Regions from separate parts of the Homo sapiens genome. Here region 2 is linked to region 1. The links are chromatin loops, found by intact Hi-C in ENCODE. Cell type or tissue: HCT116. All regions are shown on one strand. Region 1 holds the start of LOC124902263 (a long non-coding RNA gene). Region 2 has its middle 6.3 kb from the start of CRB2.

The links. Peaks named below come from ENCODE experiments on the same cell type or tissue, not always from the same donor. Only the 100,000 strongest peaks of a DNase experiment are listed, where the experiment ranks them.
Region 2: a loop joins it to region 1, with 4 times the contacts of the local background. A loop is called at or near these places in 2 of 110 quality-filtered maps.

What each region holds. Positions count from the first base shown.
Region 1 is chr9:122,094,070-122,096,569 of GRCh38, reverse strand. LOC124902263 (a long non-coding RNA gene) reads right to left here and starts at 2,438. Exons shown (of 2, transcript XR_007061757.1): 1 at 2,398-2,438; 2 at 1,170-1,396. In HCT116, a CTCF peak has its summit at 1,125 (motif pointing left); a DNase peak (open chromatin) is centred at 1,109.
Region 2 is chr9:123,348,671-123,351,170 of GRCh38, reverse strand. No RefSeq gene overlaps it. Among named protein-coding and RNA genes, the nearest start is that of CRB2, 6.3 kb to the left of the region's middle. RefSeq lists enhancers at 944-1,443, 1,444-1,945. In HCT116, a CTCF peak has its summit at 1,116 (motif pointing right); a DNase peak (open chromatin) is centred at 1,150.

The DNA.
Region 1 (2,500 bases):
TGGTGGAGGCTGAGATGATTTCTAGATAGTGTGACAGACAGACCAGGGTTGAGAGTTGTGGATGAGAATTATGGGTGTGAATAGAAGAGCACAGAGAGTAACTATTTCTGCCTGAGGCACTGGGAAAAGTTTGTCTAAGAACAGACATGAAGGAAGGGAAGTCCAGACAGAAGGAACAATGTTTACAAAGGCATGGAGGCAGGGAGAGGGGTTGATTTCAGAAATTGTAATCAGGAAGGGCCTCTTAGGACAATCAATGTTCTTGGACTTTATCTGTAGATGGTGACAAACCAGGGGAGGTTTCTAAGCAGGAGAGTGGCAGGTCTGGTGTGGAGAATGGGTGGGTGTGTGGCAGAGCTGGAGGTGAGCTATCAGCAGAAGCCTGAATTGGGGTGGTGATGATAGAGATAGATAAGAGAGGAAAGAGGAGATCTCTCTCTCTCTCTCTCTTTTTCTCTCTCGAATGAGTCTCGCTCTGTTGCCCTAGGCGTGCAGTGGCGCGATCTCAGTTCACTGCAGCCTCTGCCTCCTGGGTTCATGAGTTTTGTGCCTCAGCCTCCCGAGTAGCTGGGATTACAGGCATATGCCATCATGCCCAGTTTTTATATATATATATATATATATATATATATATATATATATATATATATATGTTTTTTTTTTTTTTTTTTTTTTTTTTTTGAGACCGAGTCTCACTCTGTCGCCCAGGCTGGAGTGCAGTGGCGCGATCTCGGCAAATTTCAAGCATGGATGACTGAATGAAGGTAGTGCCACTTGCTGAGATCAAGGACACCAGGAGGAGGGACAGGATTTGGGGGGTAGGTTTGTGGAGAGAAATGGGGGGACAGTGAGGCCTTCTTACTGATACCACGGACAGCTCCAAGAATTTCCAGAGGACTTGCATCAGACTCTATGAGTGGTTCTTGCCTCCGCTGCCTTAGAATCAGCGGAGGAGCTAATTTAACATGCAGATTCCCAGGTCCACCCAGATGTGCTGCATCACAGTCTCTGGGGGTGGGGTCCAGGAGCCTGCATTTTAAATAAACACCCCGGGTTGTTCCCATGCAAGTGGCCAGACGACCATGCTTACAGAAACTCTGAAACAAAGTCATGAAGGGAACAGATGCGAGCGCCCTCTGCTGCTAAAAAGGAGGTTTGGATCTCTTAAGTTTATGACTTGGACATTTCAAGGCAGTTTATTCAGCAAGTGAAACCCCTGGACTAAAGCAAAGAAACAAGACACCTGGAGAGATGAGAGAGGAAGAGGGGCCACGTTCCTTGACAACTTCTGTGTTTCTTTCACCCTGTAGTGTCGAGCGAGGCAAAGTTCCCCTGTGTGCAGTCGTGGCCGCTGTGGTCAGTCTGGGGTGCTGTTACACCTTCTCAACCCCACTTCCTAAAAAAACAAATGCGGCTCCCTCAGGTGGGAGGGGAGAGCTTTCTCCTTGGTTTGGCTTTAAAATGATGGCAACTCCCAAAAATGGAAAGCAGGGGCTCAAACAGGTATTTGTATACCAATGTTAACCGACATTCTTCACAATAGCCAAAAGGTGGAAACAACCTAAGTCCATTGACAGATGAATGGATAAAAACGAGGTGGTGTATGCACACGACGAAATATTTTTCAGTCTTAAAAATGAGTGAAATTTGGACTCATGCTACAACATGGAGAAACCTTGAGGACATTATGCTACGTGAAATAAGCCAGACAAATACTGTATGATTCCACTGACATGAGGAACCAGGAATAGTCAAATTCATAGTCAGAAAGTAGAAATGGTGGTTCCCAGGGACTAGGAGAGAAGGGAATCCCGACTTATTGTTTCATAGACACAAAGTTTCAGTTTGGTAAGATAAAAGAGTTCCGGAGACCCATAGTGGTGCTGGTTGCACAACAATGTGAGTATACAGAATGCCACTGAATTGTACACTAAAAATGGTTAAAATGGCAAATTTTGTTATATTTTACCACAACAAAAAAAGTGATATAAGTAAAAGCAGTCAGGCTGGACGTGGTGGCTCACGCTTGTAATCTCAGCACTTTGGGAGGCTGAGGCGGGTGGATCATCTGAGGTCGGGAGTTAGAGACCAGCCTGGCCAAGATGGTGAAACCCCGTCTATACTAAAAATACAAAAAATTAGCCGGGCATGGTGGCCGGCTCCTGCAATCCCAGCTACTCACAAGGCTGAGGCAGGAGAATTGCTTGAAGCCGGGAGGCGGAGGCTGCAATGAGCCGAGATCACACCATTGCATCCCAGCCTGGGCGACAAGAGCGAAACTCTGTAACAACATCAACAACAACAACAAAACAAAAACAAAAACAAAAAAGAAAACAAGAGACGCGGTGGTTCTGCTTGTAATCCTAGTACTTTGGGAGGCCGAGGCTGGCAGATTACCTGAGGTCAGGAGTTTGAGAACAGCCTCGGCAACATGGCGAAACCACGTTTCTACGAGAAACACAAAACTTAGCCGGGAGTGGTGGTACATTCGTGTAGTCTC
Region 2 (2,500 bases), 1.3 Mb before region 1:
CACACACACCCCTGGGCCAGTGGCCAGGTTTTGCCCACAAGTCTTTGATGCCAGGGTCTGCTCCCTGGAATGCCCACCCCGCCCCCACCTGACTGAGTGCCTCTTGACACTGCACTGATCCTTGAAGACTCCAACTCTGGCATCATCTCCTCAGAGAAGACTTCTCTGCTCCTCCCCCAACCCCCAGGCTTCGTCGGGGCCTCTTCTAGGCTCCGACAGACCCCTGGGCTTCCCGTAAGGCCCCCAGCACTGATCCTGCCCTGTTCTCCTCACCAGTGTAGGCATCCGTACCCATCCTAAGGCAGGCATGTGGTAGGATGATGAATACACAGATGAGACTCACTCAGCCCTCACCACTGGGGAGCTCATGTCTAGAGGAACAGACTCAAGGACAAGGCAGAGAGGGGCTGGCTTAGAGCCCAGTGGGAAGCCCAAGAGAAGGCCAGCTGCAAAAGGGCAATTCCCCAGGGGAGGTACCACCATGGAGTAAGAACAGGAGTTTCCAAGTGGAGAAGAGGCAGAAGGCATACCTGGCTGAAAACCAAGGATGGTCCAAGGTCAGGTGTGAGAGAGGGCATTGTACCTTCAGGAACTGCAGACAGGTCATTATTACCCGGGGTCAGGATGCAAAATGGCAATGATTAGAAGTGAGGCTGGTGGGTCGGCAGAGGACAGATGGCACAGTCTTTGTAAGGTGCTAAGGATTTGGACTGTGTCCTGAGGGCACTGGGGAGCCATAGAAGAGGTGAAAGAAGGGGAACGACGTGGCCAGGTTTGCATGTGGCAGAGTTCCCTCTGGGAAGAGTGAAAGCTGCACTGAAGGAGTGCATGCGTTGAAATCACCCAGGGAAAGGCCACGAAGCTTGAATCAGGACGGGGTTGGGTGGAGTCACAGAGAGCAGGAGTGGGCATTTGGGCATCAGGAACAATAGAATTTGGTGTCCGCTGGGGTTGAAACAAGGGAAATAGCCCTAGTGTATCCCCAGGATCTCAGCTTGGTGAACCCCCAGGAGTGAGGGTAGAGACTGGGGGCTGGCAAAACAGCTTGGGGAGGGTGGCCAGGACAAACAACCCCCAGTCCTCCCCTGGATGAAGGTTAGACTGTAGGCCCCTTTTCAGACACTAGAGGGAGCTCCAGGATAGGCCCAGGCTCCCCTCTCCAACCAGCTTAGCTTCCACCCGCTCTGGGAGGGGGATAGAACCCAGCTCACCGTTCAGATGTAGGTCCTGGGGGTCCTATCGGAGCCTCGCCCAAGTCCAGTGGCCTCACTGTCTCTGGGCCACCTCCTCCTTCAGGCACCGAATTGGCAGTGGAGAGGGGTCTTTTTGAGGCGGGAGCAGGCGGAGGCAGACTTTAGGAACTGCAGACAAGTACAGCCAGGCTGGGCCCTTCTAACCCTGTTCCCGCCCCCTGCCCCTACGGGAGAAGGGGAGTGACTCACCCAAGGTCGCATGGACAGAGCACCCCAGGTGGGATGGAATGGACTCTTGAGCGGAAAGAGCACAGCAGCCCTTCCAAACCCCTTCCTGAGCCTTCCTACAAAAACCGAGGTAAGGGGGGATTCCCGTGAGCCACCCCCCGCCCCAGAATCCTGGGACACCTTTACCCCGCAGGAATGTTCTGGGGTTGGGATTAACAGCAGCTTCGTGGGTGGGGCCCGAGCGTGAATGGCTGCCACATTTTTTAAAATTTATTTTTCTTTTATTTAGAAACAGGGTCTCTGCTGCCACCCAAGCTGGAATGCGGTGGCATGATCTTGGCTCACTGCAGGTTCAACTTCCCAGGCTCAAGGGATCCTCCTGCCTCAGCCTCCCAGGCAGTTGGGACTACAGGTGTGTGCCACCATGCCCAGCTAATTTTTTCATTTTTATTTTTTTAGAGATGGGGTCTTGCTGTGTTGTCCAGGTCAGTCTCAAACCCCTGGATTCAAGTGATCCTCCTACCTTGGCCTCCCAGTGTTGGGATTACAGGAAGGGGCCACCACCCTCGGACTGGCTGCCATATTTCAATGGTGTTCTGTACTTTCTGGAGATGCACCTATTTTGCTGTGATGCTGAGGTACAGGGGGATAGGACCTTCTGGGGTCACCCAGAGAACCGTGGCAGAGCTAAGGCTCAAACTGAGACCTCTAACTCCCAGCCCAGGACTCTCCCCAGCAATGATTTCATGGAAGGGGTTAAACTCGGTCTGTGTCTGGAGTCAAAGCTAAATGTCTCAGGTCAGGACTCAGTCTGCAGCTGAAGTCAGGGCTTAGTCTGAGTCCAGGATCAGGGCTCAGTCAGCCCAGGGTCAGGGCTCAGGACAGTTTGAAGCTGGAGGCAGTTGCTTCTGATGGAGATGCCATCTGAGTCCTCACCCTGGGTTCGGGTCTTCCGGCCACTGAAGCTAAAGCTGGACAGGACATCATCCATTCATTCATAATGCATTAATTCACTCGCCAAGTGTTTATTAAACACCTCCTGTGTGCTGGGCAACATGGTAGGTGCTGAGATTACTAGG